Linked DNA regions of Mus musculus: all the other regions are linked to region 4. The links are chromatin contacts, found by Hi-C in ENCODE. All regions are on one chromosome and are shown on one strand. The core of a region is the stretch at or near the end of the contact, and the rest is flanking DNA. Distances in the headings are between cores, read along the strand shown. Region 1 holds the start of Rab10 (RAB10, member RAS oncogene family). Region 2 holds the start of Rab10os (RAB10, member RAS oncogene family, opposite strand). Region 3 overlaps Kif3c (kinesin family member 3C). Region 4 overlaps Spata7 (spermatogenesis associated 7). Region 5 holds the start of 1110002L01Rik (RIKEN cDNA 1110002L01 gene). Region 6 has its middle 24 kb from the start of Dtnb. Region 7 overlaps Gm26520 (predicted gene, 26520).

Region 1 (4,097 bases), core at 726-3,225, about 95 Mb before region 4:
TTGGTGCTCAATAAATATTTGCTGATCTAGCCACCTGACTGACCCAGCTACACTTCAAAGCAAACTTAGTGCTGTGTAAGTGCTAACCCACTAAGCAGAGGACAAGTTCAAGCTTCGTGATATTTTGACAATCCTGCCCACCAGTAAGGTAAAACAACCTATTTTAAATAAAAATTTGCTCATCTTAATTGCAGTATAACTTAAGCATATTTTGCGAAAATATGCTTAAGCTACTTACAAATATGTCTTAAGGAAATCCTATACTATAAATTGGTTAAAACAAGATTTTCACAATTCTTAAGGAAAACCACTAGAGTCGCTTCTCATCGTGAAGCTAGTTACATTTATCACAAGTTTTCCTGCACTGCTCTAATGCCGGAGCTGAGGTTCAAAAATGAAAGACACCGGATACTTTAAAAAACCAGGGAGGGGGGTGGTCATGTACAGTTACTTTGACAAAATTGATGTTGGTGCCAGCGTCAAAACGACTTTCTTGAAACCTTCCCTTTTCATTTCCGAAACAGGAAACCCATTTAAAAGGTCAGTTTTTATTTCCATACCAAGTAATTCCGAAATATGTGGTAGTACATTAGAAGTCCTTAGAGCCATGACTGACGAAAGATTTTCCTGTAAATTCTAACATCAAGTAAAACATTAGAACTTGACTTGATTCCATTGGGTTGAAAACAGAAACCGTCCATCTGCTTCGTTGAGGTCTTGAAAAAGCACTGTGAGCCAACCATGCCAGATTCCCACCCCAAGCACGAAGGGCCTCCGATTGTTTGACACATCAATGGTTCAGTCAAGACAGCCAACTCACTTTCCCCCGCCCCTCTCATTTTCCTTAATGATTCTGCAACTCTCAAGTTTACTCCAAGTTACAGTCAGATAGAATATTTTCTCTTTGACCCCCAATTCGGGCCTTTGCCACATAGCCAGTACTGCTTCAATCCCAACCACTAAATTACGTCTATTACAAATAGCACATCAAGTAACTTCATGCAATTATGGTAAGGCCAGGCAAGTCACTTAAAGAAACCGGATTCTGGAACGCTGCTAAATGCTGCATATTTTGTGCCAGAAGGCACCGAACAGAGAAGGAGACTTGAGACCGGATGGTAAGCATGGGAAGACCCCGCCCCAGTAAGGCTATTCCGATTCCAACAGTAACTTAGGTCTGTCGTCTGGAATCGGAATCACTGGAACAAAGGCGTAAATTCCGGGAAGCAAGATGTCTGGAATAAAAGAAAACGGCTCGCGGCTACAGAGCCCCCACACCATCCTCCCACAGGTCTTACCTATGGTGGAAATAAAGGTGGTATTGAAGGCATCGTCCGAAAAACGAAAAAGGACGCAGGTCTTGCCCACTCCCGAGTCCCCGATCAGGAGCAGCTTGAAAAGCAGGTCGTACGTCTTCTTCGCCATTGGGAGGAGCGGCTCGGGCGCTCGCCGCCGGTAGCCCCAAGGGATCGGAACTGCTCACTACAACCAACTCCTCACCCGGGCGTTCTGGGGCCGCAGCAGCCGGGTAGCGTGTGCGGAAGGAGAAAGCAGCTCTCGAGACGGAGCAGGAGACCTTCCGAACGGCCTCGTCGAGGAAGCCCCGACGGTGGCGGCGCCCGTGCCTCCGAGGGGCGGCGCCCGCGGCTCCGCAGCCTCTCCCAGCCGCTCCGCCCGGTTCCGGGGAGTCGGTCGGGACAAAATGGCCTCCCCTCCCCCCTCAGCGCAGCTCGGCCGGGACGCTCCCACGGGCGGACGAGCGAGCTCTACGTCGAGGGAGCGCGGCGGGCTTGAACACGGCCTCCGCCCGGAGCAGAAACCCCGCGCTAGGACACGGGCGAGGGCAGCGGGAGGTCTCGCGAGCCGACAAGCCCTGCTACATAACCCCAGGAAACAGAGCCGCCCCGGCCAGAGCCACCTTTTTCCCCGTGCCCTCTCACGCCGGCGTGCGCGCAGCCTGAGACGCACGCAAGGACGTACACCCGCCCTTCTCTCGCGCCCTCGCCCCTGCGGCCCGCCTCTGCGCACGCGCGCGGGCGGGCAAGTAGGGCACGCGGAGGCGGGACCAGAGGGGGCGAGGCCGCGGGCGCGCTCCCTACGGCCTCCTGATTGGGTGAGCGGCTTGACGAACACGCCCCGCGGGGGAGGTGCGGCCCGGGAACTGCGCAGGCGCACTACGTCCGTATAGCTCCTGCCCTCCCTCCCTTGCCTTTTCCGGGGCGCCCAGCTGACTGCTGGAATCCTCTACTCCCTCTCAGTATCCTGTTGAGGAGCTAAGGATGTTAGCCCAGCGACGGGCGTGGCTGGCTGTGTGTGTGTGTGTGTGTGTATAGTTCATATAGATGAGAGAGAAAGAAGTGCTCTGGGCCACTCAGGAACCTCCTTACTAAACCCGGACATCTCCAGAAGAGATCCCGCTTGTGGGCTGGTCCTGACAACCTGGTCTCCTTAAGAAGCTAGAGTTGATAGAGCCGGGATTCCAAACTGAAAAAGGCGCAGCGCTCCTGGGGTTGGAATGATGTCATCGGCCTGAGGAACCCCGGGTGCGGGGAGAACCTCCCTGCGAATGGAAGCTTCTTTGCTGCTTCGGGCCTAAGCAGCCCTTGGAATCCCGGGAGCTGAAGCGCTCTATTCAGAAAAGGCGGGCGGTCACTGTAGCCAAAGTTGTACCACCAAATCGAAAATCTGAAAGCCTGCCCCATCCCAACCGATCTCTTCCTTGCTTTTCACTTGTTTGTAGGTTGGTTGTTTTGTTGCAAAGTCTGTACACCAGTACTGACTTCCAATTCATGAATCTCCAGTCTCAGCCTCCTGAGGGCTACTCTGGTGGGGTAACTCCACCACACCTGTGCCATGTCTTTTCTCTAGTTTTGTCCCTTTTCCCTCTCTCCCTATCAGTTTTATTTACACCTCCCTTTTCTTCCTTTCTATAGTCGAAATAAGCAAATTTCTAACTTACCTTTCTAAGTATGCTCCAGCACCCGCAGAATGTGATGGTAGAATGGTTGAACCTGATGAGCTGATTCACCAATAAGGAGATTTTTATTTAGGTAAATTTTATATACACACACACATAACTAATTAGCATATAACAAATATATAAGCATATTAAATAAAAATAAGCTACACTTTGGCAGACACCTCGCCATCACCAACATGTGCATTTCATGTGTAAGTAAAGCCTTTGATCATGTTCTTTTCTGACCATCTTAGATGTGATCATGCTCTTCAAAGACTTGTCCTCCTTCTAAACACCCATAAGCCTTTGAAGGTGTTTGTGTTCTCTAAACCATCTCCCAGTTGATTCTCTGATTGGTTTTAGTTTTCTCATTAAACTATATCCTCCAAATCATTCTTCCTCCAGCTGGGACTGTCGTGCTGTATCATGAATCAACAATTCTATTAAAAGTTGTCGGTAAGCTTCTCAGCTTTGTCTTAGCTCAGTCATAATCTTGAGCACCCCAGGAAAATCTTCAAGGAGCTGGGGATGTAGCGCACTTGTACAGTGCCTGTCTAGCATAAATGAAGCCCTGGGTTCAATTCTTGCAAGTTGGGGACCAGAAAATCAGAAGTGTAGAGTCATCTTTGATAACAAAAGAGAATTGGATGTCAGCCTGGGAGACCTTGTCAGAATGTGGAGGTGGGTTGAGATTATTCTTTCTCAAATAGCTCAATTGATTAAATTCCAATACTGTAAAGCATTCTGAAAGTCCTAGTCTGTAAATTACCCAGGCAAGCCTCAACCTTCTCCAGATTCGCCCTCCCAAGTTTGCAGGTGTGTGCTACCGCCCCTTCTTGAATGTAATTGGATTTATTAGTTTTTAAAGTAGAAAGCTGAATTTGGGAAACAATACTATCACACAAATTTGGGAAGTAATGGACTGCTAGAAATAATTACCATTTTTTTCAATTTTTTATTAGGTATTTATTTCATTTACATTTCCAATGCTATCCCAAAAGTCCCCCACATGCTCCCCCACCCACTCCCCCACCCACCCACTCCCACTTCTTGGCCCTGGCGTTCCCCTGTACTGAGGCATATAATGTTTGCACGACCAATGGGCCTCTCTTTCCACTGATGGCCGACTAGGCCATCT
Region 2 (3,984 bases), core at 599-3,098, about 95 Mb before region 4:
AAATTCACATCAATTAAGTGAAAATGTCTTGTTTTCTTTGAATAAAAAGAGTTATAATGAATTCTAATGTGTCTAATTACTAGTACACCTGGTCACTACATCACAGATGGGATGGTCACTGCATCTCAGGTGGAATGGTCACTGCATCAAAGTTGGAATTGTCACTGCATCACAGGTGGGATAGTCACTGCATCACAGGTGGGATGGTAACTATATCTCAGGTGGCATGGTCATTGCATCCCAAGTGGGATGGTCAAAACATCTCAAGTGGGATGGTCACTGATTCTCTGGTAAGACTCACTACATCTCTCAGATGGGGTGGTCACTGCATCCCATGTGGGATGTTCACTGCATCTCAGGTAAGATGGTCACTGCATCTCAGGAGGGATGGATACTACATCTCAGGTGGGGTGGTCACTGCATCACAGGTGGGATTGTCATAGTATCTCACGTGAGATAGTCACAACATCTCAGGTGGCATGGTCACTGCATCTCAGGTGGGACAGTCACTGCATCACTAGTGGGATTGTCATCCCATCTCACTTGGGATGGTCACAACTTCACACGTGGGATAGTCACTGAATCTTAGGTGGATGGTCACTGCATTTCTGTTAAGACGACTCTCTACATCTCAGGTTGGATAGTCATTGCATCCCATGTGGGATTTTCACTGTATCTCAGGTAAGATGGTGACTTCATCTCAGGAGAGACGATCACATCTCAAGTGGTCACTTCATCTCAGGTGGGATGGTCACTACATCTCAGGTGGGATAGTCAACTGCATCACAGGTGGGATTATCATCCCATCTCACCTGGGATGGTCACTACATTTCAGATGGCATAGTCACTGCATCCTAGGTGGAATGGTTACAACATCTCAGGTGGCATGGACACTGCATCTCATGTAAGAATCACTCAGGTAGAATGTTCACTGCATCAAAGGTGAGATGGTCACTGCATCTCAGGTGGATGGTCACTGTATCTCAGGTAGGATAATCACTGTCAATACATCTCAAGTGGCATGCTCACTACATCTCATGTGGGATGGTCACTGCATCACAGTTGGGATCGTCACTGCATCTCAGGTGAGATGGTTACTGCATCTCAGGTAAGAGTCATTACATCTCCCTTGGGATGGTCACTGCATCACAGGTGAGATGGTTACTGCATCCGCTCCGGTTGGTGTCAAAGGATATGGATTTGCCTGCGGTGAAGCGGCCACGGTGAGGGGAGGCCGGGCATGCGGGCGCTTCGACCCGGTGACAGGGCAGCGTATTAATACGGTACGTTCCTGGGAGGTTAGACCCGGAGATGTACAGGTAGGAACTACACCTCCCAGCGTGCCTCCCAGTGAAACTCGGGGCTACTGTGGCGTCACTTCCTATGGCAAACAGGAAGTCATGCCTAAAGCAGGAAATAACTGCAACTCCCAGCATGCTTGAACCCTAACTTCCAGACAGGAAGTTCCTCCGTTCCAACAGGAAGTGAGTCCTTCTACCGCATTGTAAATCTCACGAGAACTCGGAGCGGCAGCGTGACATTGAAGACTTCCAGTTCCGGGTTCCGCTGATCAGAAGCGGACAAGCAAACAGCGGATGTGCAGTTCCTCTCTTCGCCGAACCCGGTTTTCCCTTTCGGAGCAGCGCGACCGATTTCCGGTTTCCCCGCCGCAACCACCGTTACCCCCCCCCCGCCCCAATCCCCGGCGACTCCAGCGACGTCACCGGTTCAGCTCCTGACCTTTCGGCGAACCGCAGAACCACAGGCGACCCGTTCGACGTCATCACTCCCCGCCCAGATGTCGCTGTGACATCACCCCGCACGTGCCTGCGCTGGCACCGCGTCGTCCTGGCGAGCGCCTCCTCGCGGCGGAAGGAGATCCTGGGGTTCGCTGTGCGAGACATGTCGGCGGGGTTTCACGTGAGTGACACTTGGTCCCCACGGGATTGACAGCGACTAGCGGAGTGGCATGTGGACGTAGCTTCAGGTGAGTGACCTGTTTTTTCCCAAGAGGCACTGACAGACAGGCCAGGGACGGAGCCTGAGCGAGGGCTGGGAGTGGCTGAGCGTGAGTGACAGGGGCCTGGGGCGGGGTCTTAACTAAGCTCCTGCAAGAGACATAGATTTGCATGGGGTCTAAGTTTCATTGCTGCTCGTTTGCATGAATTTGAGTGAATTTGAATGGCTGCTTGGTTTTGTTCTACCCAGGTTTATATAACCTCCCCTGACCTGTATAAATTAGCATATCGTGTACGTTGGGAATTTGCATACGCTCATGTGACATCAGTTTCGCATGATGAAAATTTGCATAAATTTGCATAATGACAGCTCCCCTGAGTAAATTTCCATAAACATAAACGATGTTATGGCTTTACTCTGCGTGTATTTGTCATGTAAATTTGCATGCATTTGCATAAAACTGCATGACGTTATGGCTTTTCCTGAGTTCAGATGATGTCACAGTTTCCCTCCTTGCCATTGACACGTGTCCAGATGATGTCATCACCCTGTGACACCCCCCCCCCCGCATTTGTATATATTGTATATATTCTCTTGACGTCCTGGCTGGGGGTGTGCCCAAGAGTGATTGAGTCATTGTGGGCAGGGCCTTGACGCGTGTCTGACCCCACCCATTCACCCCTTCCCCCCACCCCAGGGCCTGGCCTTCATGGTCGTCCATCCTGCCTTCCCCGAGATGCTGAGCAAGGCCACCTGGCCCTGCCTCCAGTACTTTGCCGCGAGGGGGGGGGGGCACAAAGGTCAGTGGGAAGGGGCCTCAGGGTAGCTACTTTCATCTTTTTAGGAAGATGGGCGTGGTCTGTTGGTGGCCATACCCACTGTAAGTGGCATCATGATTGCAGTTCTGAGTTTGGGAGAAGAGGGTGGGTTCTGGGGATGATGGAGCGGGGAAATGAGGTCACCACACCAACCACAAGTGATGTCACTTCCTGCTTTTTGGGAGCTTTATGGGCAAGACATCAGGATGGTGGGTGGGGCCAGGCCCACTGGAAGTGATGTCATTTTCAGGATTTCTGACTTGTGGGTGGGGCTTCTGTGAGGGGCTGCCAGGAAGTCTGGTATGATGTCACTTCCAGCTCCACCCGTCCCTCCCCCAGGAAGACCCAGAGACCTTGACCCTGTGGTGGTGTGTGGCCCTGCCCCTTCCACACCCATTGCAGGCCTCGACCCTTTTCATCTTATCCCCGCCCACTTCCCAACGCCATTGCACACTTCCAGCCAAGCCCACTGTGCCTGGCCATGCCCTCCACTTCCTGTCCCGCCCATCACCTCAGGCCCTGCCTGCTTACTTCCTGTCATGCAAATTTGTGCAAATCTATTCAGGTGACCTCACTGACCCCGCCCCTGACTCCACCCCTTGTGATGACCCCACCACTGACCCACAGGCCTTGGAGGGGCTGATCCTGGAGAAGTCAAAGGACCAGGAGGACGCCATGGGGGGTGCTGTACAGGTGAGTGGGGCCTTCTGGGGACGGAGCAGGCAGAACAGAAAGTGACATCATAGGAGAAAACAGGAAGTGAAAAGTGGGACTGGAAGTGGTGGGCATAGTCAAGAAGTGATGGGCATGGTGGTTTGGTGGGCATGGCCTGGATGAACCCTGACCCCTGTGACCCCGTCCCATCCCCCAGGCTGAGCAGGAAGCAGAGCAGCACAGCGTCATCATGAGGGTAGCCATCTTCACCTGGGGCATCCACGGAGGTGAGCAGAGTGTTGTGGGCAGGTTCACAGGGTCAATGTTGGCAGTGGGGGGGGCGGGGGGGAGCGTTACTTTGTGGGGCGGGGCCTGGGGTGACGTCATTGGGGAGGGAGCTTCCTGTCTATGCCATAACTTACTTTCTGCAGGGTCATAACCTGGAGGTGGGTCTTTTATGTTGGGGATGGGGTTAGATGACATCATCAGTGTGTGGGGGTGGAACTTCCTGTATGAGGTGGGACTTCCTGTCTGAGGCCCTGACAGGAAGTAC
Region 3 (4,169 bases), core at 171-2,670, about 95 Mb before region 4:
ATTTGAGCAGAAGAGACATTGTTTAGACTTGTGTTTTTGGCGACCCAGATGGATAGAAGAGGAAACTGGGACTGTAAAAGCCTATGGGTGGTTCAGGCTAGTCTAGAAGATTTTAGTGAGGACAGTGGTACCAGTAAGGACAAGGAGGAGACAATGATGTAAACTGCACTGAGAAGCATTTGATGGTGACTGGCCATTCATAGGGGTGAGCACAAGGCTATTTTGAGGCAAGCTGCCAAGGGCACCAATGTAGAGGGTTATACAAATCATAACTCTGAACTGAGAGGAGTCAAGATGAGTTAATCCTGTGACAGCAATAGGCTGATTGGATGGAAAGATAGACAGCTATCCAGGGTGCAGAGGGCTGTGGTGTGCATCAAGAATAGCTTGCCCCTCCACAGCCCCTTGCTCTCTCCTTTGTCTTTGTGACTGTACAGGGCTGATTTGAGCCTCCTGCAACTCCAACCATCCGGCCATACTGCAGGAGCCAGCTTCCGACCTCCCCACAGCATGCTTTAACCCCTGTTCTGCTCTGTTCCCAATGATATAATGCTCAAAGTGGGCTGCCTGTCCCCCGTCCCAGCCTGGCAGCACCCCCAGCTCTAAGAGCCCTCGGACATGTCAGCTGGTCCCACTGGGACAAATTCCAGTGGGGAGACAGCCAGTTTCTTCCAGTAGCTCAAGGTGATGCCAACCTTCCAAGAGGCCATCGATGAAATCAAAGGGCAGTTGGCTGCCCGAGGAAAGTGCCCTCTTCCTTCCAACAGTGACAGTGCATTTCAGGGAGTCACACTTTGTTCAAATCCATTTTTGTGTCAGCATTGGTTTTCAGAAGCACCTGCTGAGGGCGCTGATGGTGTGGGGGCTTTCACACAGCAAGGCTGGGGACATGGGATGTAGATCTGTTATTTTCTCACTGGTGGTCCAAGACTAGTTATCCTTCCTTCCTTCCTCTCTCTCTCTCTCTCTCTCTCTCTCCATTTGTTACATGGGGAAATGAACAGTGTTGAGGGTTCTGTTTAGCACCTGACATTGAGCTTCCTGTGCTTGTGAGCTGTCCAGAAAAGAAGTGAGGTTCTGATGCTGCCGATGTGAGGACCGAGACCCTGACTGTGCCTCCCGCTTAGTTGGCAGAGCTGTGATGCTGCCGATGTGAGAACCGAGACCCTGACTGTGCCTCCCGCTTAGTTGGCAGAGCGGGAACCTTTTAGGTGGTGTCTAAAGCTGATACAGCCTCTGGGGCCTCATTTTGTCCCCTGTTGCTATGGAATCTCTCCCTTGTGTTGTTCTAATTTCCTTAGCAGCCCAAGATTAGACCAAGGTTTCCTGCTGCCCGGTGATGAGCTGTCTTCCCGAGTCAGGAACTCAGTACAGGGCTGGACTGCCCAGTGACTGCCGTTTCTCCTCCTGCTGCATGCCATCTGGGGCTTGGCTGCCAGGAATAGATTGCCACCCACCCTCCTCGCAGGCATGGTGACCCAGCCGCTTCTTGTATCCATAGCAGAGATCAGGTGCCTTATATTCCCAAAGGGCTTCTCTCTTCTTTTCATCCTTAAGGATCCTGTCCACAATGGGAGCTTTGTGCCCCAGCTCTAGGGGCTGGAGGGGAAAACTCCGTTCCCACCAATGGCTACAAGGCTCCATCCATATGGATATGCTTTATGTCTTCTCCTAAAAGGATCAAAGGGAAAAGGGATGGAGTCTCTGCTCTGTGGTCCTGCTTAGAATGGACTTATGGAGTGGAAGCAGGAAAATCAGAGGTTCAAGGCTATCCCTGGCTACTTTACATAATGGGAGGGAGGGAGGAAGAGAGGGAGGCAGGGAGGGAGGGAGGGAGGGAGGGAGGGAAGAAGAGAGACACACACTGTTTCTCTCTCTCTCTCTAAGACAGGGTTTCTCTGTGAAGCCCTGGCTGTCCTAGAACTTGCTCTTTAGACTAGGCTGGCCTTTTTGTTTTGTTTTGTATTTTGTTTTGTTTTGTTTTTGTTTTTTGAGACAGGGTTTCTCTGTGTAGCCCTGGCTGTCCTGGAACTCACTCTGTAGACCAGGCTGGCCTCGAACTCAGAAATCTACCTGCCTCTGCCTCCCAAGTGCTGGGATTAAAGGCTAACCTTAACACTCACAGAGATCCACCTGCCTCTGCCTCCCGAATGCTGGGGTTAAAGGTGGATCTTACCACAGTTGGGCTGAGCATCTTAAACTGTCAATAGGCATGATAATACATACCTGCAATCCCAGCACTCAGATGGCAGAAACAGGAGGATTGCCACAAGTTCCAGGCTAGCCTGGCCTACAGTGTAAGTACCAGGCTAGCCAACATTACATAGTGAGATTCTTTCTCAGAAAACCAAGGGAAGGGCCATGTATGGTGGCACACACCTTTAATCCCAGAAATGGGAAGGTGGAGGCAGGCCCATCTCTGTGAGTTCAAGGCCAGCCTGGTCTATAAAGCAGGATCCAGGACAGCCAGTGCTGTTACACAGATAAATGCTGACTGAAAAACAAAAACAAAAACAAAAAACAAACAAACCAAACCCGAAAACAAAACAATGAAACCAATAAAGTTATGTGCTAGAACGCGATTGTAATGCTAGCACTGCTGTTCTCCACTGCAGAGAAGGTTTAAGGTTAGACCCTGCGACCAACAAACACAAAGTCCAAAATTGAGATCCTATGGCCCTTTGCCAGTCCGGTCTCTGACCCTGCCCCTCCTTGTGTTCTCAGGCCATGGAAAGCAAGCTACTCATTGGGGGGCGGAACATCATGGATCACACCAACGAGCAACAGAAGATGTTGGAACTGAAGCGACAGGAGATTGCGGAACAGGTAAGGCTGCTGGCTTCCGGTTCTCTGAGGCATACGGCCTTGGGGTCATGTGTTGGATAGGCTGGTGCGTAAGCCCTGTTGGACTGGGAATCCGGGAATTATAATGCAAAACCCGCACTACCTTGCTTGGTTTCCCTGGGTGTACCAGCTCGGGGTCTCTCTTTGGGTGAGAGGAAGTGGTAGATTCCCCTGCAGATTCATTGCCTGTATGGCTGTTTCCTAAGTCATCAAGTTAGTTACCAGTCAACTATGATGCTACCGGTAATGCCCCCAAGGTATGCCGGCTCTTAGGGCTGGGGCCTCCATGCACACAGGCCCATACCTGAAAAAGCTGTATTCACAGGGTCTGAAAAAAATGGGTCTGTGTCCACGAACAAGCCAGGTGCTACAACAGGCAGATCGAGCCAGCCCGTGTGCTCCGGTAGCCTTCCCCAGTGGGCGTGGTTTTCCCTTGTGACCCCCTTGCTCTGCCTTGCCCTAGAAACGCCGTGAACGGGAAATGCAGCAGGAGATGCTGCTCCGCGATGAAGAAACCATGGAGCTACGTGGTACCTACTCATCCCTGCAGCAGGAGGTGGAAGTTAAAACCAAGAAACTCAAGAAGGTAAGATGCGCAGCGGGTAAACAGGCCGCTGCCTAAGAGGGTGGGCCTCAAAGGCCCCTCCCCAAAGTTCAACCTCTGAGCTTGGACTGTGGGGTGGGGAGACAGCCAGGAGGCAGGCATCTGGTGCCAGGGTGTCACTTGCAGTGTACTGTGTGGTCATCCTCATGGTCCTGGCTAACTTCTCTACACTGGGAGTCACCAGTGAATCCTAGTTTTGGTAGCTGGGTCAGGGAATGCGGTGTGGCTATGGAAACTTGCGTCCAGGGAGGAAGACAAGGTCCTACACGCCACACCAAGGGACAAGAATCTGCTCACCCGGATCCTGCAGAAGTCATGGACATTTGTGACTTGAGATGGGCCTAGGGTAGGAAGTTCCAGTGTGGACTCAGGAACGAGCCCTGGGAGGCCCCAGGATTATTATTGTGGCCACTTCGAGCTGACCAGGCCCAGTCCTTAAAGCAGTTACTAGTACAGCACTCAGCGGTTAGGAGGGAAATGGGAAAGCCATTGCCGGCTCTCATGCCCTTACTTTTGAGTAGGTTACCTTCTCAACTCATTCTACCTCCAACGCTAACCGTGGATCTCCAAAATGAGACATGGTTCCATCCTTTTTAGTTTGTCTATATTTATTTAATTTTTTGGTTTTTCAAATTGGCACTGGTTTCTCCATGTAGCCCTGGCTGTCCTAGAATTCACACAGTAGATAAGGCTGGCCTCGGACTCAATATACTCACCTGCT
Region 4 (4,078 bases), core at 419-2,918:
GCTGTTCTGTTCAGGAATTTTTCCCCAGTGCCCATATCTTCGAGGCTTTTCCTCACTTTCTCCTCTATAAATTTTGGTGTCTCTGGTTTTATGTGGAGGTCTTTGATCCACTTAGACTTGAGCTTTGTACAAGGATATAAGAATGGATCAATTCACATTCTTCTACATAATAACTGCCAGTTGTGCCAGCACCATTTATTGAAAATGCTGTCTTTTTCCACTGGATGGTTTTAGCTCCCTTGTCAAAGATCAAGTGACCACAGGTGTGTGGATTCATTTCTGGGTCTTCAGTTCTATTCCATTGATCTACCTGTCTGTCGCTGTACCAGTACCATGCAGTTTTTAATCACAGTTGCTCTATAGCACAGCTTGAGGTCAGGCATGGTGATTCCACCAGAGGTTCTTTTATTGTTGAGACAAAACTAGTAACTTTTAAGAACTGCATAAGGAGTTTTTAAGTTTCAAGGTGAAACAGTTTAGAGAGCCACTTCCCAGCAGCACCAATAGGTGGAACCCTACTGGACTACACATTTTACAGGGTTAAAATGGTAACTTTTATGTTTTTTAATACAACCCCAAAATTTGCATATCATTTACATGTTTCCTTAAATGTTTATATTTCCTCTTTAAGATTTAGCACTGGTTCATAAGACCAAACATAAAACCAGACTGAGAAAGAAACTAAATGGTGCAAGATGGAGTTCTTCACACTGAAAGGTGTTCAACCTTTCAGTTGATCTCATCTAGTTGATGAGAAAATGCGTGTGTTTGTGTGTTTGTGTGTGTGTGTGTGTGTGTGTGTGTGTATTTATACCAAAATAATGTGTGTATGTGTGTGTGTATTTATACCAAAATAATATGTATTATTTAATCCCAGCTTGAGGAAATATATAAGCATATAACAATGTCCGGGTGTGCAATTCCAGAATGTTAGCAGTAGCTGTAGAGTAGGATACAAGTTTCTGGATCTCTAAACATGATAGGACAACCCAGGCCTCCTGGGTTACTGCATGTGTTAACGAGTATGAATGATGGTGGCCAAGGAAATTAGTTGTTTCCAGGAGACTTGTGAATAGTAAGAGTGGTACTGGGCCTGCTGTAGAAAGAATGTATTCCCTGAAGCTGGTCACTTCTCTGAAGGGATCGTGACCTTTGCTTCTCAGGTAAATTTTCTGAAGGGGCTGTAACCTCAGGGGAGAGGAAACTCATCCTAGAGATGTAATCTCTCACCTTTACCATGGCTCTCACTGGTCTTCATACCCTGGCTTTAGCAGGAAGAGAGGGCCAGGCATGGTAGCACACGCCTTTAATCCCAGCAAGGAGGCAGATCTCTGAATGCCAGGGCTGCATAAGAGACCGTGGCTGGGGTGAGTGGAGGCAGACTATTGTATATGTTTAGCATAAAGCCCTGGCATCCACTTGGAGGCTGTTTTGTAGGCTTGGCGTCCATGGAGAGTATTCTTTAGGAGCAAGGTTAACAGCTCTGTGAGAGCATTTTCTGTAGGGTTGGTGAAGGGCGCAGGGAGCTTTTAGTGTCTGTGTGTCTAATGGGGAGAGAGATTTGCAGGCAGTTCTATCCTTCACCTAAAACAGTCACAGAAACATAAGTAGTACGTAATCCTTCTGATAGACTGGCGTCTGTTATCTAACGTAAAAACAAATGCGTAACAGAAGCCAGGCTGCCTGCCAGGTTAGAGCACGTGACAGAGCAGGAAGGATTTGTTTCTAGCTTCACAGGGAAAACCATTCATCTGAAAACTACTTTGCAGCCTTTGTCGGTTTTTATGTTATGTAACTATTTTACATTTAGTAGGTTATCTGAGTTTAAGATACTAATATTTTTCTTTATCATTTGTAGGTTTCTAGAGCGACTGTTTGAGCGACATATAAAGAAAAATAAACATCATTTGGAGGAGGTTGGTCTTTCTTTGGAATTTAATGTTTTTCTATTCTCTAAAAGAATATGTTTTATTTAAAATAGGCACTTTCTGCCTTGTGCTTTTTATGAGGGGAAAGGGGCAGGACTGGGAGAGTGTGATCATGAGACTAGCAGCGCTGCAGATAGAGTTCAGTTTTAATAGTGTAGCGAATGTAACGACCCTCAGAATTGCTTTCCCCCCAATTCTAGGGAAAGATGCGCTACCTGCTGCATGGGCTGAAGGTTGACTTAGGCTGCATATCTGAGGAAGACCCAGCAAAGCAAAAACATTTCAGAATGTTGAATCAACTTCATTTTCAAAAGGCTCTGATTTCAAGAGAAAATGAGTTTGTAAGTGATGAAGAAACAGTGAGTCACCACGAGCGCCAGCAGTACCAGGAGGCCCTGGACATGCTGTCGGCTGTGCCGAAGGACGAAAACAAGATGTTCTCTTTACCGGGCGAATTTTTAATACCCGCCCATAAAGTCAAGCATTCAGAGGGTGTTATAATTCAACAGGTCAATGACGAAACAGATAATGAAGCCTCACCCTGGAATGAAAACAATCCAAGTGTTTCTGATAGTGTAATAGACCAGGAAACCTCTGTGGATGTCATTGAAGGTGACAGTGACTTTGAAAGGGCTGAGACTTCCAGGGAACTCTGTTGTCTGAGCACATCACTGTCCCCATCTGGTCCATTCCCCAGCATCAATGGTGGCAGTAATCATGGTAAGGAATTATCGACTCTACGAATCATGGGAATGAGCATTGAAGACTGACCTCTGGATCTACATTAATAAACACTCCATGTGGCCAGTAACTCAATATTACTTTTCTTCTTTTTTTTTGTCCCCTTTTACATATTAAGATTTCTGTAATTTCAATGCTATGTAATAAATTACCACAATTTTAGTGTCTTGAAACACCACATATTTATTATTGCTCTCATATTGCTATGGTTCAAGAATTGAAACACAGAGTGATGGGGTCAAAAGCTACAGTCCAGGTGGTATTCAGGGCTGTGATGGCATCAGGAGGCTCGACTGGGGGAGAAACTGCTTCCATGCTACAGTTGCCAGCAGAATTCCTTTTCTTGCACCATAGATCTGCGAGTTTCATCTGGTCTTGGCTGGCTGGCGGACAGATGGCTACTTGCCATCTCCTGCCATGTGCATGCTCCCTAAGCAGGTCACAGCTTGGCAAAGGAGAACCACAGAGACTGCTAGCAAGGCAGGTAACTCTTGGTGAGAAGCAGGACAGTCACGGGTCTCTTGCAGTCTTAGGGGTGAGGGGATGATACACAAGAGCGCAGATGCAAGGCTGGGGACCCCTGTGTTACCTGAGGCTTCATCCACCACTTCTAAAGTCATTTTTCAGAACATGTTTGGTCTAACACAGTGACCTCATGGGAACTGACAATGGTTTATAATCTGGGACGGTGTTTACATCTTATAACGTACAGGGGCTTGAGGGTTAGGAGACTCTTGTCTCAAACAAAAACCACAAACCACACAAAACAAAACCAGTGTTTCAAGAGACTAGCCTCTCTTTTGTCTTTTCAACTATTTACAGTAATGTGATTGGCTATTCAGCCACTGTAATGTGCTAAGTTCTCATGTTGCCGGTGCTGCCCGAGATAGGGTTTGAGGATGACAAGCTGGCCTGGGAGAAAGCACAGTGCTGAGGTGGGGTGTCCTGCTCCAGTGTCTGGTGTCCCACAGGGCATCCCTTCCTCCAGCCTCTGGAAATCTCTCAACTTTTAAGGCAGGGTCTCGTGACTCAGGCTTAGCTGAAGCCGCTCTGTTGGCAGAGGCTGACCTTGAACTTCTGACCTTCATGCTTCCACCTCCCCAGTGGTGGAACTAAAGGCTATGCTCATTTTAGAGGGTGTTGAGCACTGAGCCTGGGTCCTTGTGCATGCTAGGCAAGCACTCTACCAACTGAGCCACATCTCCAGCACCTTTCAAAGCAGCACCTTTATGCGTCTGAGCCTTTGACTAAGATCAAGTGTTCATGGCATCTTTTCCCATGCTTCCTTCGTCTTGGCTCTTGGGCTAGCCTTGGACTCTGCATCCACCCACTTTTATTCCATTCCTGAACTCCACCTTTTCTCAGCAGTAGCTGTACAACAGATCCTTACTCATTGCCCCTCAGCAGAC
Region 5 (3,749 bases), core at 665-3,164, about 95 Mb before region 4:
GAGGCAGAGGCATGTGATCTCTGTGAGTCTGAGTCTAGCCTAGTCTTCATACAAAGTTCCAGAAAAGCTGGGGCTATAAAGAGAGACTCTGTTTTGTTTTGTTTTTGTTTCTGTTTGTTTTTTAGAGATAGGGTTTCTCTGTTTAGCCCTGGCAGCCCTGGAACTCACTCTGTAGACCAGGCTGGCCTCGGACTCAGAAATCCATCTGCCTCTGCCTCCCAAGTGCTGGAATTAAAAGGCGTGAGCCACCACTGCCCGGTGAGAGGCCTTTTAAAAAGCAAAAAAAGGAATCCACATTTATCACACAGACACACACACACACACTGTTGATGGTTCTTTTTTGAGACAGTGTCTGAAGGACAGCCTGGAACTTGCTCTGTAGCAGACCTTATGGATAACCCAAGCTTCTAATCTTCTTAGTGCTTAGATGACAAGGATGCACCATGACACAGAAAATATTTTGACAGAGAAAATATTGCCAATAGTAAGGAGTTCTATGAACTGCTGAAACCCATCTAGGGAGCGCCTACATTCTAGACAACAGGTTATCACTAGAGATGTGCCTTCATGGTGAAGGCCTGCAATCCCCGGTACTATGGAGGCTGAATAATTTGGATTGCAAGGTCAAAACTTGCCGAAGCTGGGGGCTGGAAAGATGGCTCAGCGGTTAAAAGCACAGACTGCTCTTCCAGAGGTCCTGAGTTCAATTCCCAGCAACCACATGGTGACTCACAACCATCTGTAATGAGATCTGATGCCCTCTTCTGGTGTGCATGAAGATAGAAATCCGTGTACACTTGCCTAAGCTACAGAACGAATTCAAGAACAGTCTGGATAATTTAGGGGGACGCTGCCTATGTAAAAACAACAGAATGGCTGGAGTACAGCTGAGTGGTAGAAGGCTTATGCTAGCCTGCAGGCTCAATCCCCAGTACCCATGGGAGGCGGAGAGCTTGCATTGAGCCACATCCCTAGCCGCTGTGCATTCTCCTCTATGTTGTTTACAAGAACAGATAATCAGAGATAAAATGTTCTGGATATTCAGGAGGGTGTTACTGACATTATGAAGAGTGAATAGTTTCTTGACTAGACATAGCTGAACCATTCAACAAATATTTAACGGATTCCTGATACATATAGGCTCTGTGCCAAGGGAGATAAAACATACTTCTTTGATGATACCAATCACATGTAAAAACACAATGCGATTTCTAAACTCCTTTTTAAAAAATATTTATTTTATGTATGAGTACACTGTAGCTGTCTTCACTGTAGCTGACACACCGGAAGAGGGCATCGGATCCCATGGTTGTGAGCCACCATGTGGTTGCTGAGAATTAAACTCAGAACCTCCGGAATAGTCAGTGCACTTATCCTCTGAGCCATAAACGTGGTTTCTGTTGGCCTAAAAAAGGTCTATTTACTTTGCGAGACAAGGCTTGGTAGCTAACAACTTAGTTTTTGGTATATTCACATCCTATACTAGAGAGTTGGTAAATCAATCTAACCTGTCTCATCTATTAATCAGATTAATAATAGACAAGAACTGCACGCGGTACGTCTTCAAAAAGATAAGCTTTGTAAAAAATGAACTTGAGGACAAGACGATGCATGCCTGTAATTACCAGTAATGGGAGACAGAAGTTCGGAGTTTAAGGTCCGCCTTACCTGAGCCTGTACCACAACAAAATAAAACATGCTGATTAAAACGGTAGTTGGCAAGATCACTTGATCGTCGGGCTCTTTAAGTTTCCAGAGCCACTCCTCAACACACGCTGCACGTAACCGCGCAATCAGCCTTTCCCGAAAGGAGCAGATTCTGTTTCCGCCAGAAGATCTTCCCGGCGGGTGTGACCGCCAGACATCCGACCCACAGACCATGGGCCGCCCTCCGTCGTGCGCAAGGGCTCGATGCGGAGACACCGGAAGTGCAGGGGCGTGGCTAACTGCTGCAGCCTGCCGGTCCGACGCCGAGGCTGGGGGCGCGCGCAAGTGCGCGCTCGTTCGCGCGGCCTGCAGCGTACAGTAGTGACGGCCGCGCGGCAGGGGTCACGTGACCACAGAAGCTGCTTGTACAGTAAGAACCCAATATGGCAGCGGCGGTAGCAGTGGCAGCGGCAGCAGGACCGGCCACCCCGTAGAGCCCCCTACCCCCGCCACTGCGCGCCTCCGCGGCCGCTTGCTCGCTGAGTTGCTTCTCGGGTCCGACTTCCCCTTTCTCCCACCTTTCCTGGCACCGCGGGAAAAGCAGTGCAGGGCGCAGCAGGCGAGGGAACGCAGCCGGAGCCGGGGCACGGAAGCCTCCCAGTCAGTCAGAACCGACATGAGGGAAAAGGGCCGTAGGAAGAAGGGCAGGACCTGGGCGGAGGCCGCCAAGACGGTAAGGAGGAGGGAGCAGAGAGAAAGGCTGGCAGGAGTTCGTTTTCTCGCCGGCCACCCGTCGCAAGGCAAGGGAGGTCACTTGGCCCCGCGACCGGGTTGAGGATCAGGAAAGCGCGCGCAGAGAGCGGCAGTTACGGGCGCGTTGGAGAGCCGTGAGGAGACCGAGGCGTCGGCGCGAGGAATCCGTCGCGCGACTGCGACTTCTCGCGGTGGCTACGACTGGACCTCCTCGGTGTTGTGAGGTTGCCTTTCGGGGTCATGTCGCTGTCGCCCCTACACTGTTACCCCTTGTCTCGGCCCTGTGTGTTGTGCTTGCCCAGTAACCGGTTCTTCTCCCTTGTGCGCCTCGGAGAGCCCCGATTGGATGCAGACAGGAGGCGGTTTGTGCGTGCTTCCAGCCCCGGAAAGGAGAGGGGAGCGCTTGAGCTCGGTGGCGTTCTCCTGTCGAGGCAGAGGTGCTGCCAGACCGGGGCCCCCGCTTATCTTGCTCCGGGAGCCAATGTGAGGTCACGAGGCTTTTGTGTTTGCTGTGAGAGCTGAAAGTGCAGGAGGTGTTTAGAAACGAAGTAACAGGTGGGACTCAGAATTTTTTTTTCTGTTTCCGTAGAGACCTACTCTGAGTAAGGCTGCAATGCATGGTGGGACGTGTAGTTTATTGGCTTTCTTTTTCTCCTTTCCTTTTTCCTTTCCTTTCCTTTCCTTTCCTTTTCTCTCCTCCCCTCCCCTCCTCTTTTCTTTTCTTTTCTTTTCTTTTCTTTTCTTTTCTTTTCTTTTCTTTTCTTTTCTTTTCTTTTCATTTCTTTTCTTCTTTTTTAAGTTAAAGTGAAAGTGGACCGGACCAATGAAGTTGTGATTAGTGCCCCTCACTCCAATTTTGTTATATGGAATTTAAAAGTCATTTAGCAATGAGTATTTGTGAGAAACATTGTTTTGAAAAATTTAAAACGTGTATTTACGAAGAAAAGAAACCTTAAGGAGAAATTGAAGTTTCATCAAGCATTAGTAGCATTTCAACCTCTTTAATAGTGGACAACATAGTGGGTTCTAATAACTGAACCTTTATGAATTATACGTTTTATTTTCTCTTTAAAAAGATGTGTGTGGGGGCTGGAGAGATGGCTCAGTGGTTAAGAGCATTGACTGCTCTTCCAGAGGTCTTGAGTTCAATTCCCAGCAACCACATGGTGGCTCACAACCATCTGTAATGGGATCGGATGCCCTCTTCTGGTGTGTCTGAAGATAGCAACAGTGTATTTGCATACATTAAATTAATTAATTTTAAAAAGGTGTGTATGTGTATGTGTATGTATGTATGGAGTGTGTACGTGGCTATGGAGCACGCATGTAGAGGTGATAGGACAACTTGT
Region 6 (3,741 bases), core at 1,099-3,598, about 95 Mb before region 4:
TGAAATGTAAGCAAAAATAACCGTTTTCTTCTCTTAGGTTGCTTTTGTCAGGGCACCTGCGGATGGTGACAGTTTGCATACACAATCCCTGGCTAGGATCCTCAGTACCACATAAAACTGGTGGTGACCCCACCCTTGTAATCCTAGCCCTAAGGAGGCAGAGAGCAGGAGGAGGGTGGAAAATTCAAGTTGGAGGCCCTTCTTCAAGTAAAATAAAATAAAAAGCTGTCCATCAAGGCTGATGTTTGCCCCATCTCTCTGAAAATAACTATTTTCTATGAATCCCCACACTCCACCTCTGTGTCCACCACCTTGTGTCAGTATCTGAGCACTCTCCTGTAAATTCTGCCCTCGTCCCCCATCCCCCGCCCCCAAAGCCCTCCCAGTTTCTCCTCACACTGCAGGAGCTGATCCCCTCTCACACTGCCCTCAGTTTCTTTGACTGTGTTTCCTCGAATAGCCTTGGCTTGTGCTTCTGGCGATTCATCTTGCCCAGCCATCTCCACCTGGGTATTTATGGGTTGCCATCACACCTCCCGTCTCCTCTCAGACTGTGCAGAAGTTGGCACTTTCACATTCTCTTCTCCCTCCATTCACAGAGAGACTAGCTCCTGCCCATCTGCAGCAGGCGGGAGTCCACTAAAAGTATATTTCAATCAGAAATTGCACATAAACAAAGCTGCATTTTGAACTGTCCTCCCACCACTTACCAAGGGGGGGGGGGCCTGAAAGTACAGATTTGGTCTCTGCAGTAGAGATGTGGGTCTGCCATAGGGCCTAGCAAGGAGCATTTTTTGACCAGTATACTAAATCTCCTGGTGTTATCGATTCCAGTAGGCTCCTCTCAGGGACCTAGCAACTGGCTTAAGTCAGCATTTGCCACCACCCGGTGTGCCAGGTGAGCTGCATAAAAAAAAGATTGCCCGCCACTCCAGCTCTTTCTCTGTTCCCACTAATTCCCTGAATTCCCTGTTATGGTCTGCCCCTGCCCCTGTCCCCACCCCACCCCAGAATAGCTGTAGCTATTTTGTTCCATGCTTGCTAGCTATTTCATACTGTTGCTGTAACACGTCTGTCAGTCATTGACACAGAGGAGTGACTTGACTCTGAGCAAGGACATGGTGACCACGTACCCTGTTTTGTTCTGTGTGAGGTTTGCTAATCTTAAGAAATTCTACAGAGCTTCACATAAGACACATAGAGTTAAAGATCAGCAGGAACTGTTATGTCTAAAATACCTCGAGCCAGAACTGAGCACCAGGCAGCACCTGTGTATGAACTCACTGTGGGTTTGTGGTTTGTTTTGTTTTTTCCTTTATAAGCCGACAGAAAAAGATATCCATTGTCATAGTTTAGGTAATTCTGAGCTATATTCCTGGTCTGATCAGTATTAAGGTGTGCATTCAATAAACTATTCTTGTTTAACTGGGATTAGTATTTATATGGTGTGGCAATTCCTGAACCCCGACACCATTTTCCCCTCCCCCCCTCCCCCCGAAAAGACTAGGCTAACTCTATGACAGGCTTCAAATTGGCAGTTCAGGAGACTAGGCATAAAACTCTGTTTCCAAGAACTGGGCAAGTCCAGGCAAGTCCAGGTCTCAGAAGCTGCCCCACCGCCTGGCCTGAGGCAAGGACAATGGGTCAGCAGCAGTGTCCAGCCCTCACACCCTGGTAATGGAATATCCTTAGAGATGGAGCAAGATAAAGGTCACCTACCTAGGAATCCCCTAAAGTGCTTTAAATCTGGCTTGCAAGCTCACTTGGTTGTCTCTCTGTCTTGGTAATAGGAGACCCCAGCATGCTGGACTGCAGAATAAAACATTCTTTGTGTTTACATACTGTTTGAGTCAAGGATATCATTCTTTGGTGAATCATGGCCCCTTACATCCCTTTCTGTCCTTATCGGTACTCCATCCTTTAGCCTTCCCTCACCGCTCTGCTCCCATCTGTCTGCCTATCTATGTGTCCACCGGTCTTGCTTATTCCTCTTCTCCAGGTCCTCACTCTCCTCCCTTCCCCCAAACTAACCCCTTTAAACCCCTTTATACCAGATCTGTTGCATGATGTCATTCTCAGAGAGATGCCTTGGCACGGGCCTGCCAGGTACCCCTCACTGCAGTATTTCATAACACCTGGTACAGTGGTCACTCAGACGTGATGTAGCTCAGGAAACATGTGAGCAAGACTGCTTCCAGGCTAGAGCATCTTCAGGTGCTGTGGTCAGACCACTGTCAGTGCGTTCCGCCTAATTCTCAGGAAGTGAGGCTTCTGTGTGGCTCCGTGGAGCTCTCCAATCCTGGCTGAGTCTGGTTCACAGATTCCTTTCTATCAGCCACTCCAGTGTGGGTCAGAGCTGTTATATAACAACTGTTGTCTTAGTGACTAGCTGCTGAGGGGCTCAGGTGACATATGACGTGAAAAGCAAGTCTGCAGGCTCTCCTTCCTTCCCTGCAGCAGACACACTAACCTCTGTGTAAGGTCCTCTCCTCTGCTCTCCTCTCCTCCTCTCCCCTCCCCCTCCTCTACCCTCCCCTCCCCTCTCCTCTTTTGCCAGTCATTCTCCAGTGCCACCTCCACTTCACACCCAGGCTTGCCTATCTCCTCTGTCTCCCAGCTCCTCTCAGCTGAGCTGGTTCTGCCTCTGGAAAGAATAGCTCTCCAGTCACAACCCAAGACAGATGGGCCTGGAGCCATATTGAGTGTCTCCTTGGCAGCAGCTGAGTGTTCTGCTTCCCATGTTATTAGTCTTTCTGAAAATCATCATCCGTCCATATCTCTTCCAGCCGGAGGACCACCTCCAGCTAATTACATCTTCCCAAGCTAATTATGTCTGTCCAGCTCTCCACTGTACACCTGCCTGGGGGTTATGGCTTATGAAGTTCAGTCTGCCCATTCAATAGCATCTTCTTGATCTCAGTCATAGACTCTTGATAACTGATTAATGATGGACAGGAAGCTAGGTTAGTGCTGCAGCCCATCAGATCAGATCATTAAGGTCGTCTTATTGTTGCTCTGCCATATGGTATTTCATCGTGGACAGCAAGTCGTGAGCTGTAGTCAAGTGATAGCTTGCTGATGACTCAGTATGTATCTATAAGTTGGGTCTGACCTCTGACTCATAAACCAATACAATATCGACTTGGAACTCAGTTCAAACATCTGCAATGGGCTTGTTTCACTACTAGAAAGCAGAGGGCCTGTTTTGGGGGCCTGTTTCTTTTTCTGGGGGAGCTTGAAGCTACCTAGGAAAGTGCTGGAGAGGAGAGGGGTCCCAAACACTGAAAAGGGGTGGAAAGCAAAGGTGGAATACACTTCCTGACAGTCTCGTGTGTGCTCATACTCCATGGCATCCTTCAGCTACCTGTGCTGGATAGTTTTATAGCCGCTTTACACAAGTTAAAGTCATCTGATGCTGATGTGCGGCTGTGTGAAGGGTAGCCTTGTTCCCTGTTGAGCTAAGGCTCAAAAAAAAAAAAAAAACCCGGGGACCCTGCCGGCTCTTCCCCTGGTTCCCAGGCACCAGGCCCCTGACACTAGCAGCAGCTCCCCATAGATTTGTGGCCTTCAGTCACATAAGGGCAACACTCCAAGCCCCTCCCCAGGTAGAGGATGTGACCTGTGGTCACCTAGGGTTAAGACAGATCTCCATTTTAATGAGGTACCTAAAGGACTGGAGGGCTCAGCCAATAAACTTTCCTTCCCAGACACTCCTCCTTGCAAAAGGTATTTAACCTCAGG
Region 7 (3,994 bases), core at 1,124-3,623, about 95 Mb before region 4:
ACACAAAAATAAATAAACAAATGTAGGTAGAAGAAGAAGAGGAGGAGGAGGAGGAAGAGGAGGAGGAGAAAGAGAAGGAGGAGAAAGAGAAGGAAGAAGAGGAAAAAGAGGAGGAGAAAGAGAAGGGAGAGGAGGAGGAGGAGGAGGGCGAGGAGGAGGAGGAAGAGGAGGAGGAGGAGGAAGAGGAGGAGGAGGAAGAGGAAGAGGAGGAGGAGGAGGAAGAGGAGGAGGAGGAAGAGGAGGAGGAGGAGGAGGAGGAGGAGGAAGAGGAGGAGGGCTGGTGAGATGGCTAGGCAGGTAAGAGCACTGACTGCTCTTCCATAAAGGTCCTGAGTTCAAATCCCAGCAACCAATGGTGGCTCGCAACCACCCGTAATAAGATCTGATGCCCTCTTCTGGCACATCTGAAGACAGCTACAGTGTACTTATATATAATAATAAATAAATTTAAAAAGAAGAAGAAGGAGGAGGAGGAGGAGGAGGAGGAGAAGGAGAAGAGGAAGAAGAAGGAAGAGGAGGAGGAGCAGCAGCAGCAGCTGCCACCATCTGGAGATACAGCTCAGTATAGCAGAGCACTTGCCTCATCCGAGTGAAGTCTCAGGTTTAATCTCTAGCACATACATATATACATACATATATTCACACACTACATACATACATACACATATATGTTGTTGTAAATATTTAAATCCTGGCCTTGAGTTTCTACCCCACCTTAGGTTATTAAGTTCCCAGATAAAAACCACACAGATAGCCTTTATATTTATTATAAGTCCTAAACAGCACAAACGCTGGGCAGCTGCCTACCCTCCCTGCTGTTAGAATCCACTTTCCTAACAATAACCCTGAGTTACTACTCACAACTTACTAGGTTCTATCTGGGCTGTTCTTAGCCCCAAGTGGATAGACCTCACATACACATACCCACATACATATATACACATATACATACATGTATAGAGACAGGCATATATACATATACACATATCACACACACACACACATATATACACACACACACATATACATACATGCATTCATACATACATACATACAAAATGGGTATGGTGGTCTTGGTAGGGAAAACAACTCAAGTTTGAGGCCAGCCCAGACTATCAAATGAGTTCCAGGGCAGCCTGGGCTGTGGAGACTGTGTTTCAAAATAAAGTTTTCTGTAACTTAAATTTAAGAGACACACGGGGCGGTGGTGGCACACGCCTTTAATCCCAGCACTTGGGAGGCAGAGGCAGGCAGATTTCTGAGTTCGAGCCATCCTGGTCTACAAAGTGAGTTCCAGGACAGCCAGGGCTACACAGAGAAACCCTGTCTCGAAAAACCAAGAGAGAGAGAGAGAGAGAGAGAGAGAGAGAGAGAGAGAGAGAGAGAGAGAGAGAGAGAGAGAGCGCCTTGATCCTCTTCTTTCTCTGCTTAGGTCTGATACATCCTCTTGCTGACTCAGTGCTCACACTTCCTCCTTATTCATCTCCCCCCTCTCTGCTGCTCAGTCATGCTGAGGTATGTGGCTGGCTGAGGTATTTTTCCACAGGTCTCCTGGGAAATTGCCTCATGGCAAGAACTGGAACATGATAGCACCACAAGGAAACCATCCTAAGGAGCATAGAAAGGCACAGAAGGGACAGGGCTAGTCCCAGCTCTGTGACCATAGCTATGATCATGGGAGGCTTAAACCATTCGCTAGGGCTCCTTTGTTTCACCTGTTTAATTACCCCGATGAATAATCACTTTGACAGAGTTAGAAGCCTGTCGCTTTCCTCTTTTGTCTGTCTGTCTGTCTATCTATTTATCTGAGACATAGCTCTGACTGTCCTGGTACTCACTCTGTAGAGCAGGCTGGCCTTGAACTCACAGAGATCTGACCGCCTCTGCTTACAATGTTGGGATTAAAGGCATGCACCACAACACCTGGCTCTTCCTTTTCCTAACAACAAGTCATATGATTTTAACACTTTAAACTTTTCAAAGTATTTTTATACAGATTTTAAATACATTGCTCATTTTGCTCCTGACACCATCTCTGAGTGGGTAGCTGAGCAGGGCTGCCCCTTGATGGGCATATAAGGGCACAAGCTCAGAAGATGATGTCACCATGAGGCCCAGGGGCATGGGTGCACCGTGGTCTCCAGCCAGGCTGGAGCTCAAGTTTCCTGACTGCAGCCTGGGGCCAGTTCTCCCACTGTTCCCTCCCTGAAGTCACCAGCTGTCCTTCTTCTCGAGAGATTCAAAACCTTGTGAGGTAAGACAGGATCTCCTGAGGGGATTAATGTCCCATAGCTGTCAGCATGGCCTTTGCGCTGGTATGGCTCTCAGCGAGCACCTGGGCCTTTGCCAGTGAGGCAGACTTGGATTTTTAAAGTTAACTCAGTGGCTCATGGGAGGTTGCCCAGACTTTTCTGTGACTCCTTGGGACAGGAGCCAGCCGACAGTTGGCCTTTAGTGTGCATTTTGCAGCAGTTTGGCCACCTTCCTTTTTGAATGGTTTAAAGTACGTTCCTCTTTTATAGTTGTTGAGGGTTTCTGTTGTTTTCAACAGGGTCACATGTAGCCCAGGCTGATCTCAAACTTTGTGGGTAGCTGAGGGTGACCTTGAACCTCGGAGGTGGGCCACCATGCCTGACTTCAGGTGTGATTCCTTTTCATTCACTTATTTAGTCAGTCCTCAGTTTTTTGAGAAAGGATTTCACATCTATAGTACAGGCTGTAGCTGAAGATTGCCTGGAACTTCTGACCCTCCTAGCTCCAGTCTCCTAAATGCTGGGATTACAGGTGAGCCCTGCCATACCCAATTTACAGTAGTTTTGTTGATGCGTGACAAGGTCTCATTATGTAGCCCTGGCTGGCCTAGAACTTGATAAGTAGACCAGGCTTGCCTTGAACTCCCAGAAATCTCCCTGCCCCTGCCCTCCTGGTGTTAGGATAAGAAGTGTATGCCACCGTGCTTGGGTATTCTGTTTGTTTCCTTTTCTGTTTTTAGAGATGAGGTCTCACTATGCAGCCCAGGCTCTCTTTTGCAATCCTCCTGCCTCAGCTTTGCACATTAGCTACATCATAGGTATGTGCCTGACTTTCTAATAGTTCTGGCTATATAGTACCAAATCTCTCCTGGAGATGTATGCCTTGGTAGAGTCCTCAGACAGTATAGGACATTACATGTCAAAGGGAGGAGGATCTTAGAGGTGATTCTAGCCACACAGTGTGCAGAAGGTCCACCCAGAGACGCTAACAGCTCAGTACTGTAGCCACTGACTGCTGTCTGCGTCGTTACCTTTGGTTATATGGAGAAATGCACCGTTGATACTTATGTCAACTTGACACAAGTCAGAGTCTTTTGGAAAGAAGAGCTCTCAATTGAAAATAAATCATTGTCTTAATTAGTGATTGATGTTGGAGGTGTCCAGGCCATTGTGAGTCGGGCCACTCCTGGGCTGCTGGTTCTGGGTACAATAAGAAAGAAGGCTGAGCAAGCCATGGGAAGCAAGCTGGTGGCTTCTGCTTCAGTTCCTGCTGTGAGTTTCCTGCCCTGCTTGAATTCTGACTTCCTTAGATGGTAGATTGTGATATGGAAGTGTAAGCCAGATTAAACCCTTCCCTTCCCAAGTTGCTTATGGTCATGGTGTTTCTTTCTAGAGGTAGAAACCTAAGATAGTTGCTATTGCCCACATTTGGAGAGACAATATTTGTGGAACTGGAGACGCTGGGTAGAGTGCTGGCCTGGAGTGTATGAAGCCCTGGTTCCCTTTCTAGCACTACATAAACCCAGCTGTGGTGCACACCTGTGATCCTAACACTGGGGAGGTGGAGGCAGGATAGGGACATGAAGACCATCCTCAGACCAGTCTGGGATATGTGAACTCTGCCAAAGGAAAAAAAAGAAGGAAGAGCTGGGAGTGGTGGCGCACGCCTTTAATCCCAGCATTTAGGAGGCAGAGGCAAGTGGATTTCTGAGTTAGAGGCCAGCCTGGTCTACAAAGTGAGT

The links. Hi-C counts contacts between places; a loop is a spot of excess contacts on that map.
Region 1: a map of regulatory T cell shows a loop between it and region 4 (34-fold over the local background). The contact joins the promoter of Rab10 here to the enhancer-like site in region 4. A Hi-C loop is called at or near these places in 4 of 37 maps with a recorded cell type or tissue (T-helper 1 cell, T-helper 17 cell, T-helper 2 cell and 1 more).
Region 2: a loop to region 4 is called in a map of regulatory T cell, with 38 times the contacts of the local background. The contact joins the promoter of Rab10os here to the enhancer-like site in region 4. A Hi-C loop is called at or near these places in 5 of 37 maps with a recorded cell type or tissue (T-helper 1 cell, T-helper 17 cell, T-helper 2 cell and 1 more).
Region 3: a map of regulatory T cell shows a loop between it and region 4 (33-fold over the local background). The contact joins two enhancer-like sites. A Hi-C loop is called at or near these places in 2 of 37 maps with a recorded cell type or tissue (T-helper 2 cell and regulatory T cell).
Region 5: a map of regulatory T cell shows a loop between it and region 4 (46-fold over the local background). The contact joins the promoter of 1110002L01Rik here to the enhancer-like site in region 4. A Hi-C loop is called at or near these places in 3 of 37 maps with a recorded cell type or tissue (T-helper 1 cell, T-helper 17 cell and regulatory T cell).
Region 6: a map of regulatory T cell shows a loop between it and region 4 (18-fold over the local background). The contact joins two enhancer-like sites. A Hi-C loop is called at or near these places in 2 of 37 maps with a recorded cell type or tissue (T-helper 17 cell and regulatory T cell).
Region 7: a loop to region 4 is called in a map of regulatory T cell, with 49 times the contacts of the local background. The contact joins two enhancer-like sites. A Hi-C loop is called at or near these places in 2 of 37 maps with a recorded cell type or tissue (T-helper 2 cell and regulatory T cell).

The regions. Positions count from the first base shown.
Region 1 is chr12:3,307,994-3,312,090 of GRCm38, forward strand. It overlaps Rab10 (RAB10, member RAS oncogene family), which reads right to left and starts at 1,976. Exons shown (of 6, transcript NM_016676.5): 1 at 1,299-1,976. The coding sequence starts at 1,425.
Region 2 is chr12:3,233,943-3,237,926 of GRCm38, forward strand. Rab10os (RAB10, member RAS oncogene family, opposite strand) reads left to right here and starts at 1,849. Exons shown (of 7, transcript NR_015551.1): 1 at 1,849-1,987; 2 at 3,343-3,470; 3 at 3,649-3,718.
Region 3 is chr12:3,384,828-3,388,996 of GRCm38, forward strand. Kif3c (kinesin family member 3C) reads left to right here. Exons shown (of 8, transcript NM_008445.2): 2 at 2,725-2,826; 3 at 3,308-3,430. Among named protein-coding and RNA genes, the nearest start is that of I920046F24Rik, 21 kb to the left of the region's middle. Within about 2 kb of position 1,421, at least 2 of the 3 ENCODE cell types and tissues checked have a DNase peak (open chromatin) inside an H3K27ac peak, as active enhancers do.
Region 4 is chr12:98,666,974-98,671,051 of GRCm38, forward strand. Spata7 (spermatogenesis associated 7) reads left to right here. Exons shown (of 11, transcript NM_001289572.1): 10 at 1,859-1,916; 11 at 2,129-2,846. The coding sequence ends at 2,698. Among named protein-coding and RNA genes, the nearest start is that of Spata7, 41 kb to the left of the region's middle. Within about 2 kb of position 1,669, at least 1 of the 3 ENCODE cell types and tissues checked has a DNase peak (open chromatin) inside an H3K27ac peak, as active enhancers do.
Region 5 is chr12:3,424,833-3,428,581 of GRCm38, forward strand. 1110002L01Rik (RIKEN cDNA 1110002L01 gene) reads right to left here and starts at 1,915. Exons shown (of 3, transcript NR_030694.1): 1 at 1,669-1,915. Asxl2 (additional sex combs like 2, transcriptional regulator) reads left to right here and starts at 2,025. Exons shown (of 13, transcript NM_001270988.1): 1 at 2,025-2,380. The coding sequence starts at 2,324.
Region 6 is chr12:3,546,465-3,550,205 of GRCm38, forward strand. No RefSeq gene overlaps it. Among named protein-coding and RNA genes, the nearest start is that of Dtnb, 24 kb to the right of the region's middle. Within about 2 kb of position 2,349, at least 1 of the 3 ENCODE cell types and tissues checked has a DNase peak (open chromatin) inside an H3K27ac peak, as active enhancers do.
Region 7 is chr12:3,348,088-3,352,081 of GRCm38, forward strand. The region is part of intron 1 of Gm26520 (predicted gene, 26520); the gene reads right to left. Among named protein-coding and RNA genes, the nearest start is that of Gm26520, 7.1 kb to the right of the region's middle. Within about 2 kb of position 2,374, at least 1 of the 3 ENCODE cell types and tissues checked has a DNase peak (open chromatin) inside an H3K27ac peak, as active enhancers do.